Linked DNA regions of Mus musculus: region 1 is linked to region 2. The links are chromatin contacts, found by Hi-C or POLR2A ChIA-PET in ENCODE. All regions are on one chromosome and are shown on one strand. Each heading gives the region's core, a stretch centred on a gene start or an enhancer-like site at or near the end of the contact. The rest is flanking DNA. Distances are from core to core; before and after follow the strand shown. Region 1 holds the start of Slc35e3 (solute carrier family 35, member E3). Region 2 holds the start of Mdm2 (transformed mouse 3T3 cell double minute 2).

The links. Hi-C counts contacts between places; a loop is a spot of excess contacts on that map. ChIA-PET counts read pairs that join two places held with the same protein, here RNA polymerase II (POLR2A).
Region 1: a loop to region 2 is called in a map of heart, with 4 times the contacts of the local background. The contact joins the promoter of Slc35e3 here to the promoter of Mdm2 in region 2. A Hi-C loop is called at or near these places in 6 of 37 maps with a recorded cell type or tissue (T-helper 1 cell, heart and left cerebral cortex). POLR2A ChIA-PET finds 5 or more read pairs at or near these places in 4 of 5 experiments (Patski and embryonic stem cell).

Annotation. Positions count from the first base shown.
Region 1 is chr10:117,741,734-117,747,726 of GRCm38, reverse strand. It overlaps Slc35e3 (solute carrier family 35, member E3), which reads left to right and starts at 1,369. Exons shown (of 5, transcript NM_029875.2): 1 at 1,369-1,942; 2 at 2,732-2,842. The coding sequence starts at 1,541.
Region 2 is chr10:117,708,149-117,713,802 of GRCm38, reverse strand. Mdm2 (transformed mouse 3T3 cell double minute 2) reads left to right here and starts at 3,045. Exons shown (of 12, transcript NM_010786.4): 1 at 3,045-3,251; 2 at 3,775-3,857; 3 at 4,019-4,103. The coding sequence starts at 4,023.

The DNA.
Region 1 (5,993 bases), core at 120-2,619, 36 kb before region 2:
GGAACGTAGCTGATATGACGGCATCTGGTAAAGGTGCTTGCTTCCCAAACCCTACAGCATGAATTCAGTCCATCTGGTGGACGGAGAGAACTGACTCCGAGTTATCCTCTGACCGTCACACAGGCACCCATACACACACACACACACACACACACACACACACACACACACACACACACACACACGTAATTAACTGTGGAAAATTCATCAAAGAGTCTCTTGTGCCTCTGATGCAAAGACCTTCTTTTCAGTGCCAATTAGAAAAAAACGGTATCCTGGAGAAAACGGGCAGAGACATAAGCAAACAGATCATAAAAACCTATGAAATAGTGTCCAAAACTTAAAACTACACATTAGTTGCAAGGCATGTGACACTTCAATGGGTGGAAGCAGGGAGATCCGTTCTGTGTCATCCTTAGCTCTGTAGAGACTTCCAAGTCTGCTCTATTTAATCCCTGTAACATTGTAAAAGTGGGGGGTCCACGTTTTCAATCAGTGTGGACAGACTTTGAGTTGGTATTTGACGTTTGCAGATGAGAAATACCACTCTCATATTGTAACAGTGTGAATAAAAGTGAATATTGAGATCGAGTCTAGCCTGAATGAGTTCTCGGCCTCGAAAAACAAAACCAAAAATATATAATTTTTCACTTCCTCTCCAGCTCTGTAACTTTGAAACTGGACTGCATGCTTGCTACTATAATATGCCTCTTAGAAGTGCAATTAATATCTTGGGCATACAGGTAAATGTACTTGCTTCTTAGGTTTTACTAAAAAAAAAAAAAAACTTCGTGGGTAAAAAATTCTGTGGTTTAAAGTTTTTCGAGGCAAATACGCCAAAATATGTTTAAATCTACAGTAGACGACAGTTAGTTGTCCATCCACTCTTACCTGTTTAGACGGTTATTTTTGGTTTTTCGAGACAGGGTTTCTCTGTATAGCCCTGGCTGTCCTGGAACTCACTCTGTAGACCAGGCTGGCCTCGAACTCAGAAATCCGCCTGCCTCTGCCTCCTGAGTGCTGGAATTAAAGGCGTGCGCCACCACCGCCCGGCCTGTTTAGACTTTTAAAGATATTTTAAAATATGCTTTCAGTAAGTAATGCTCTGCCCCCCTTCAGAGGATTAAAACAGCTCAGCAACGTGGAGAGTAAAACTGGCGGGGAATCTGCGCCTCCCAGTAAGTCGGGGAATCGGCCACAGAAACTAATCTTCCCTGGGAGCCAAGGGCTTCCCTCCAGCCGAGTTAAGCAACCCAGCGGAGCGCCGAGCGCGCCTGCGCGGCGGAATCACGTGGCTGCGCGGGGGCGGGGCTGGGAGGAGCCGTGGCGGACCCGCTCGGAGGGCGGCGGCCTATTACCTCGCGGCGCAGCGACCGGGACCCGGCTGGCGCATGCCTGTCTCCGGCCGGACCGTGGAGCGGGCGGCTGCGGGCGCGCGGCGGCGGAGAGCCGGGACAGCGGGAGAGCGTCCGAGCGCCCCGCGGGGAGGCTGGACAGCCCGGGCTCGGCCGAGGACGCTGCTCCGCAGCCGGCGGGCATCATGGCATCGCTGGCGGACCGGGTCCGGGGCAACGGGCGCATCGCCGCCGGGCTCCTGTTCAACCTGCTGGTGTCCATCTGCATCGTGTTCCTCAACAAATGGATCTATGTACACCACGGCTTCCCCAACATGAGCCTGACCCTGGTGCACTTCGTGGTCACCTGGCTGGGCTTGTACATCTGCCAGAAACTGAACATCTTTGCCCCCAAAAGTCTGCCGCTCTCCAAGCTCCTCCTCCTGGCCCTCAGCTTCTGTGGCTTTGTGGTCTTCACCAACCTTTCTCTGCAGAACAACACCATAGGCACCTATCAGCTGGCCAAGGCCATGACCACGCCGGTGATCATAGCCATCCAAACCTTCTGGTACCAGAAGAGATTCTCCGTCAGAATACAGCTCACGCTGGTGAGTAGCTGCCGCTGCCGCTGCGCGAGCCTGTCCCTGCCCAGCTACCTGGCTGCCTTTCTCCCCGGGAAAACTGAATACACCTTGCTTATAGCCTGGCACGACGGAAGCCCATTCCCATAATCTTTACTCCACACACGAGCCAGGCCCTTATAAGAAGCTTGTTTGGGGAGGGGTGGAAAAGGCCATCTCGACACTCCGCTGCTATTTAGTAAATGGGTGTGTTCCTGATAGAAATCTTTAACTGCTGGGATTGATGAGGGAGAGAGCTGCCTTAATGGAACAGTTCAGTGTGTCAGGATATCTGCGAAAGCTCAACCTGGAAAGAAAAGAATATCCCCAGGAAATCGAACCAGAAGTGATAAACATGAAATGGTTTAGCATAAAATACCTCGGAATACACCTTCAGTGGCACACTGCTGGGGTGCCTTGTGTTTACATAAAAGGAGATTCGTTAAAATAACATTAGCACTTAGTGGTTTTTTCGTTTTTCCAGTCATAATGCTTTCCTCCTTCCTTGTTTATGCTTATGTGTTAAGTACTGGTTTGGGGGATTATTTTATTCCCTGTAAATGTGTGTCCTGTTTCCTTACAAAGCACAACGCACGGATTCATATTTTCTTCCAGATGTAGAGTTGTATGTGAATCTCTGTAGAGAAGGATTGGCAGTTTTCCCCAAAGAAAACTTACAGTGCTCCCCCACCCCAGCCCCACTGTTATGTTTCCTTAGTGTTGTAAGACATCATTCTTGAATTTAATCTCACAGCATTTGCCTCTTTGTCTTTGCAGATTCCTATTACTGTAGGTGTAATCCTAAATTCTTATTACGATGTGAAGTTTCATTCGCTTGGAATGGTGTTTGCCGCCCTTGGTGTGGTAGTCACGTCCCTTTATCAAGTGGTTGGTAACTTTTTTTTTTCTTTTTGTGCCTTTTTAGTAGACTTTGTAAATTTTGAAGCTGTAACCCAAGGTTTAGAGACTACAAGTATAGAGACAACAGACATGAGAAGAAAGCGTAACTGAGGAGGTGACGAGAGCAGAGGAGACAGCAGCTCAGGTGTGCGATGCCCACCAAGTGTCCAATTGTAAGCGCACGGTACCCCTGCTTAAGCGCAGCTGGGGACAAACTTCTTGGAAGTCTTCACAAAATGAGCAGTAAGGTTTTGCTTCCTAAGTTCATCGGTCGCATGTGTCATTTACTCTTTGATTATAAAGTCACTTGGGTGAAACACACACACTTCCAAACTTTTGAACATGAAAAAAATTCAGATGTGCATATTTTAAACTCAGAAGAAGTGTTGGTGTTACGACTTGCTCATGGGCCTCTGATAACTTGTCTGTGTCCGTAGAGAGTTTTCTAGGCTTTTAGCTTCCTGTGCAAGCAGGAGGCCTTGCCTGTAGCCAATAATCAGTTAATTTTTTTTCCATGGAGTCATTTCACTGCTGTAAGTTGCCAACAAGCTGGCTTTTGTGTCCTGTGTAGTGGGGAGAGGTCTAGCAGGGTATGGGGCAGTGAAACAGTCTCCTCTCTATGCTGGAAACCTTGGTCTGGAAATGCTGGGTGTGCCTGCGGGGAAATCAGAGCCAACCTGTAACCAGTGTTACCTCTGCCACACAAACATCGGCTGGCAGTAAAGAAAGACATTCTAGTTAAGAATGTTAGCTCAGAGCTGCACCCTAACACTTTACTGTTTGCTGCTGGGGTTGTCCCAGAAACATTGTTACTATATTTTGGGGGGAGGGGTGGAGGGCTGAGGATTGGGCCTACAGCCCGTTAGCCTTCTAAGCAAGCACTGTATACTGAGCTAAAACTCGCCTAGCCAGCTAACAACTTCAACAACACCCACAGCTTCTGAGCCTTCTTCTATGGCTGTTGTCGTCCTGATGTTGAATTCATGACCTCGCACACACTAGCCAAGTAGCCACCACTCAGCTGCAGCCCCAGCTCCCTCTACCGTTTATGTTTTACACTTTCTTATTTTGTTTGTATGCACATGTACATGTGTGTGCATGCACATTCGGGTCCCTGTGTGCACATAGAAGTCAGAGGGCAACTTTCAGGGACAGAGTCTGTTCTCCTAACACCTGGGTTTCTGCGCCCCACCTTTGGTGGTGTGAGGTTTGGCAGCAGAGACCTTTCCCCGCTCAGCTGTCATTGATCCCCTTTGTACTTGTTGTTGTCCTTGTTTAGATTTTGTGGATTTGTTTTGTTGATGGTTTTGTTTTGTTTTTGTTTTTCTTGAGACAAGACTATGTTGTTCTGACTGGCCTGGAACTCACTCTGTAGACCAGGCTGGCCTGGACTTCACAGAACAATCTGCCTGCCTTCCAAGTGCTGGTGTTAATGGCATGTGCCACCATGCCTGGCCTCTCCTTGTACTTTTTAAGAAAGTGTAGGCACGTGTTACCATACCTCGTTTACTTGTCAAATATTAGAATTTTTTTATATTCCATATACATAATATCAGTTCACAACAATCCCTGGTTTGGGGAGGTCTTTTTATGTGTGTGTGTATGGTTGTGGCCTTTGTTGTTGTTGTTGTTGTTTTGTTTGTTTGGTTTTGGTTTTTTGAGACAGGGTTTCTCTTTGTAGCCCTGGTTGTCCTGGAACTCACTCTGTAGACCAGGCTGGCCTCGAACTCAGAAATCTACCTGCCTCTGCCTCCCAAGTGCTAGGATTAAAGGCGTGCGCCACCACTGCCTGGCTGGTTGTGGCCATTTTTGCTCATGGATGTTTCAAAATTGCTGTAGCTCAGAATCAAAAGATTCTCTATCCCTGAGGTTTGCAATGAGATTTATCAAGGAATGACTGAAGACCAAGGGCAAAGGTGCTATGCCACAATAGGGTAGTCACCCACCAAAAAGATACTTTTAAACAAAATTATATCCGCCTCTCGCAGCCTAACTGGGTTTCTACGATTGTTTTGTTTTGTTTTGTTTTGTTTTGTTTTGTTTTGTTTTGTTTTGTTTTCTGCTGCTGGGAACAATAAGACAAGGTGGAAGAGGAATCTTTAGCTCTTGGCTGGAAAAAGATGGAGGGATGGTTTGTTTGACAAGACTTCCTGTATGCTCGCCTGTGAAGACACAGTGAGGAGAAGCAGCAGTGACCTACCCTTTAAGACATATGTGCAGCCCCATGTCTGTAGCTAGCCTGGGTAGTATCCCTCCAAGCTGAGGAGAATCCCGAGGAGCACGGAGAAAGAAATGGCAGTTCTGCACTCAGAGTGACAAGGCTAGACTAGAGGGGAGTGACAAGGCTAGACAAGAGGAGAAGTTAATTTAGCTCGGTGGCGCAGAAGTTTGCTCAGCAGTGAAGTCTTGAGGCCTGTCCTTTCACATGTTTGAAACTGTGGAGCACTTGGGGAGCACTTGATGTGTTTGGTGAAGCTAGACTATAGATGTGTTTCGAGAAAGCGAATGCCAGGTAGCTAAGCCAGACCGCAAAGTCTTACTGTTGCTCGGAGGAAATGTCTTTATTCTGCAGACACCAGCAAAGGAGAATATTTAGACTGGGAAGAGGCTTTATCGTAATTTGTATTTAAGGAAAATCTAGGGGTGGTGGAGGGTGCAGAAGAGAGGAAGGGTGAAGAACCAGGCAGGGGTGTGAGCCCAGGACCTTGAGGAGGAATTAGGACCCGAGTGACTGGGAGCCGGCAGAGTTAAGGAGAGAGGGTGGCAGTACGGACAGAGGCAGCACAAGGGAAGCTCATTTCTAGACAGAAGGAGCTTGGTCTGAAGCCTGGCCCTGCAGACTAAGCAGGAAGCTGGGTCGGCTGAGAAGTTACAGATACTCGGAGTGTGAGACCAGACATGGAGACCAGTGCTAGGGTGCTTGCCCAGCATGCACGAGGCCCCAAGTTCTACCCCTAGGACCAGAAATATTTGTAAAAGATGCTCAAGGGAGCAATGTCAGAGCTGTCTGTGACTGGTACTATGAGTATGGCTTGGGAGGGGGCGGGTGTGCTTACATAGGGTGTGGGAAAAAATGGTGGCCAGAAGCTAGGTTGAGACAGCCGACCCTAGCAGTCAGGGAGGATCGCACAGACAGGAA
Region 2 (5,654 bases), core at 1,796-4,295:
TTCTAGAAGCAGGTGGCTGATAGGTGTGGGTGAGGGGACAATTAAAAGGTTGTCTTGCAAAGACTCTGGAATGTTAGCGTTGCCCTCAGAAGAGCGGTGATGGCCTACGGCAGTCTCAGTCTGAGCAAGGATCTTCAGCCTCCAGAGATGTGAAATGGCCTCACGTAGACTGTCTCAGGCAGACACGAGCCAGCAAATACTGCCACTGCCTGCTGTCTGCCGCGTAGTAGTGTAGATATTAGTACATATATTACAAGGGGGATGATATTCAGGGTGACACCTGTGTCTGCCCTCCCTCTAAGACGCCATCTCCAAATATGACATGGAGTCTGTTTTGGGGAGACATCCTTTGGTGTACCTTTGTATACACGGTAAACTTCGAGTACTAAATCTTTGAGAGACTGAAGATTGAAACCAGGAACTTACAGGGTAAGCACACTAATCATAACCATAGGTGTTACCAGCAAGCCTTTGTGAGGATGAAATCCCCCATCCCCACCCCAATGTTTTGTTTTGAAGTGTATTTTGATATATAGTCCAGGCTGGTCTGTGTTTTACTTAGCCTTGGTCTCTTCTTCTCACCTCAGTCTCTCATTGCGCTGTTACAGGCATGTGACATCACACCCAGTTTGTGGCTTTCACTCATCCAGTGTTAAGTATAGAGTCCGACAATCAGAAATCTAGCTGTATTTGGTTTGATAAAGGCATGATTTAAAAGCCACACGGAAGTCGGGTGGTGGTGCCGCACGCCTTTAATCCCAGCATTTGGGAGGCAGAGGCAGGCAGATTTCTGAGTTCGACCAGCTTGGAAAAAAAAAAAAAAGCCACACGGAGTTCCTGAGGCTAATAATGTAATAATGCTGGGGAGTTATTTTCATCAGGATCTCGTTATCTTGGCTGGCCTCAATCTCACTGTAGCTAAGGATGACTTTGAACTTGTTTTTTTTTTTTTTTTTTTTTTTTTTGGTTTTTTCGAGACAGGGTTTCTCTGTATAGCCCTGGCTGTCCTGGAACTCACTCTGTAGACCAGGCTGGCCTCGAACTCAGAAATCCACCTGCCTCTGCCTCCCGAGTGCTGGGATTAAAGGCGTGCGGCATCACGCCCGGTTTTGAACTTCTGACCCTCCTGTCTTCACCTCCAAAGTGCTGGGATTACACAAGTGCAGCATCATTCCCACAGGTGCTGGGGAGGGAACCCAGGGCTTTAAGCTAAGAGTGCATGCCTGCTTGCCTTTTGCCCTGTCCTCCCATCCCCCCATCCTGCTCATGCCCCAATCCCATGAAACTGCACACAAGCCCAATTGGGCTACTTCATCTCCCAAGGCTTGGGTTCTGTGAGACAGGTTCTCTGTGTGCAGCCCTGGCTGATCTGCAGCTCACTGTGTGGACTCGTGGACACACTATCTTGAACTCACTTGTCTCTTCGTCTCTACTGCAGGGGTCAAAGGTCTATGCCACCATGCCTGGCTGAAGGTTATTAAATTTAAAATGAATATTCACTCCATTCCTAAGGGGAGAAAGGTTTCTGAAAAGTCCTTAATCACGAACTGTTGGGGAAATGAAGGCTGTCAGTAAGAAGTGGCAAGCCCCAAAGAACGAAATTACCTTTCTCCTTTAGGTAGGTTATCAATGTTACTCAAATTAGCTTTAAATTGCTCAACTCAAGCTATCCTCCTGCCTCAGCTTCCTGATTATCTTTGACTGTGCAAATGTGCCACCACCCCTGGTTTTAAGTCCTTTAAGATCTGGGGCTTTTGCTTTGGGGACCGAGGACTGAACAATGCAGGACCTTCTCGGTGCCACACACCCTCCGTTCTTAGATGTACCTTAAAAGGTGGACCCAGACGGCTGTTGCTCTGTACCTGGGATTACACGCACACCATTATATCTGGCCTTATCAATGCTTTTCTTTGACCTGCGTCCACACTGCCTAAAGCAGCGTCCAGGCCAAACTCCTATACCTTATAATGCTATCTTGGGCCCTCAAGATGACTAACAATTAGAAAGTTTGTAAACACTGGAGTGTATGTGTTGAAAAGGCCAGGCTGATTTCATGACAAGTTTCAAACTGGCAGTTAAGGGGACTAGGCCTAAATCTCTGTTTCCAAGAACTGGGCAATTCCGGGCAAGTCCGGGCCTCAGAAGCTGCCCCGCCTGAGGCAAGGACAATGGGTCAGCAGCAGTTTCCAGACTTTCTCAGCCAAAAGTTTCCAGCCCTCTCACCCCGGGAATGGAATGTCCCTAAAGATGGACCCAATAGATTAACATAGAGGTCACCTATCCCAGAATTCGCTAATATGCTTTATGTCAGGTCTGCAAACTCACTTGGGTGTCTCTATCTTAGTAATGGGGAGAGGAGACACCAGAATGCTGACTTCTGCAGATTAAAACATTCTTTGCGTTTACATACTATGAGCCCAAGGTGTCATGGACCCTAACAGTCTTTGAATTTTTTTTTTTAATTTTAACTTTAATTATGTGTATGTCTGTGCACACAGGTGCGGTTGCTCATGGAGACCAGAAGAGTGTGTTGAGTACCCTGCAATGACAGAATTTGTGTGGCGTGAGTGACTGAAAACCTAAAAAGGAGCTGTATGCACTCTTGACCATGGAGCTATTCATTTTTTATTCATTATTATTTATTCACTTTCCACCCCGCTCTCCGTTCCCTTCTGGGACACCCCCTTCTCACAATTTCCTCCCCGTCCCACTCCACCCTCTCTCACCTTGCCTATTTTTAAAGTCTTAAAAAAAAATCACTCATTTGTATACAACTTCAGCTGCTGGCGGGATGGATTTAAAAATACTACCCAGCTGTTAGTCTTGCTTTTCTTTTGGTAGCAGCAGCAGTCGGATAGGAACTTGCCTAGCGACCATTGCGGTTTCGAGCGGTAAACACAACCGCGCGGCCCCTCCCCACCTCCTGCGCGCTCCGGCACCGGGCGGCCGCTAAGCCCCGCCCCCCGCCTCCTATTGGTCCAGGAGGCGGCGTCGGGCGTGCGCGCGCGCACGCCCCGATGCCCGGATGGCCCGTGGCTTCCGGCGTTCTCTCCGCGGACGGTAGGGGGCGCTCGTCACAGAACTCTGCTTTGTTAACGGGGCCTCCGGGGCCAGCGTAGCCTAGGAGCGGCCGGTGAGGAGCCGCCGCCTTCTCGTCGCTCGAGCTCTGGAGCGACCATGGTCGCTCAGGCCCCGGCCGCGGGGCCTCCGCGCTCCCCGTGAAGGGTCGGAAGATGCGCGGGAAGTAGCAGGTACCCGCTCCGTGGGCGGCGGAGAGTCCCGATCATTCCCTCTTTTCCGCGCCCTCCGGGGCCTACTCGTAACCCGGGCCGGCTCGTGGGGTCGCGGGGCACGAGGCTGGGCGACCGTTTGCCCGCGCTGGGCCCTGATGTCATTCTGCGGCCGGGGGTGTGCGTGTGGGTGGGAGTGGGGGGTGGGGTGGGAGATGGCGCGGTTAGCACGGCGCATGCGCGGGAGGGGACGGAGGGAGGGGGAGGAGGGAAGAGCGGGGGTCTCCCAGCAGGCCCCGCGCGCGGGGGGCCCGCTCCGGGGTCGCGCTGGGCTCGTTGCTGGGGTCCAGGAGGTGACAGGTGCCTGGTCCCGGACTCGCCGGGATGCGGCTTCCGGGACGGGTGGGACTGGGCTGGGCCGAGTTGACTCAGCTCTTCCTGTGGGGCTGGTCAAGTTGGGACACGTCCGGCGTCGGCTGTCGGAGGAGCTAAGTCCTGACATGTCTCCAGCTGGGGTTATTTAAACGCTGCCCCGTTTCCGCAGCCGTCTGCTGGGCGAGCGGGAGACCGACCGGACACCCCTGGGGGACCCTCTCGGATCACCGCGCTTCTCCTGCGGGCCTCCAGGTAAGGGACAGCTCGCCGACGTCGTTTTGCATTTGAGAGCTATTGCCGAAAGACGTTTTCTGTCTCCTTCGTAAATGCATGTATCTATTTGTCCCTTTTCGTAGATGTTTTATAATTTCAAGTTTTTATCGTGTGTGTTGTTGTTTTTTTTCTACTTGTAGGCCAATGTGCAATACCAACATGTCTGTGTCTACCGAGGGTGCTGCAAGCACCTCACAGATTCCAGCTTCGGAACAAGAGACTCTGGTTGGTATTTCTGCCTCGAGTGTGTAAATATAGCTTGTTTTACCAGGTAATCGAGGAAACAAAATTGAAACCTGGATTATCGCACAGTCGTTTTAAGTATTTACCTACAAACTCTTAACTTTCTCGATTGCAATTGCATTAGAGAGTGGTCACTGCGACCTATATTTCCACAGCCCTTCCCCTGACGCAGGCTTTAGAAGTGCACAGTGTGTGGGTGCTGCTGGTTGTGACATGATGTTCTATCACTGTTCTAAATGGTAAACCGAAAGTCATAGAAGCATCCGTGCTTTTTGTGAGGATTTTAGTTATGAGAGGAATGCATAAAATATATAAAGTTCCAGTCTTTGCTCTGTATCTCTTTAAGTTTTCTACTTTATATTAGCATATAAAGGTGTTCTACAGCTTGTCAGTAAGTTACAAAATTACTTTTAATAGCTGCATAGGATTTGATAATGCGATTGAACCTCAGCCTTTAGAATGTGTGTGTATGCAAGTACTGTACTACTGAGCTGAGCGACAGTCTCAGGCTCACGACTACTGGGGGATGTAAAAGTTGCCCATGTGTTTGAGTAAAGTAAGGGTGAGGAAGATAGGGAACTAGAATCCTACGTCCTGGTAACCACATTTGATTGCAGACTGCTCACTCTGCTCAGCAGAGGTCATGGCCGTCTTCGATCCTGCCAGCACGAATATTGCCAGCCCTCGTTTTCCCTTTCTGATGTAATTTCATACATATTTGTGGAGAATACATGTATGCAAGTTAAGTCAGTTCCTACGGTTACTGCTCTGTGGAGTAAAATGTATTGTTTCAGTGGGCATGTCCCAGATCTCCAGTTAAACAGCCTGTTTGTTCTGGGTTTGCCAATGTCTCTCTCTATTTACTCTCGCTCTTCCTTTCCTCCCCCATTTTTTTTTTTTGCATATTTTAGTAGCTTGCATAATTTTCAAGTATAGTTAACCTAAGAAATTTTTTTTTACAAGGACTATAATCTGATGTCTGCCCCATTGAAGGTATCAAATTTGTTTATTTTGATAATTTTTGAATTTTCTTGTAATGCTTTGGAGGAATTCTTCCATTTCAAGATTATGCACATATTTAAAGTATTTTCATATAGCATTTTAAAAACCTTTTCCGGGTAGATCTTTATTCAGAACTCTCTTTGTTAAGTGTGAGATTACAGTGTTGTGTTTTTATAGTAGTTTTTAAAATTAACTTTATCTTGTAAGCTTTGATAAGAAACTGGCTTTCCATTGTAGAGTTTTGATTTGAGTTAATTTAATATGCAAAAATGTAGAACTTCTTGCTTTGGCAGTACGTATGTTAAAATTGATACACTAAGGAGAAGGCTAGCATGACTTCTATATGAGTTACATAAGAAAATTAAGCATTAGTAAGTCTTTTTCAGCTGGGCGTGGTGGCGCATGCCTTTAATCCCAGCACTTGGGAGGCAGAGGCAGGCAGATCTCTGAGTTCGAGGCCAGCCTGGTCTACAAAGTGAGTTCCAGGACAGCCAAGGCTACACAGAGAAACCCTGTCTAGAAAAAACAAAG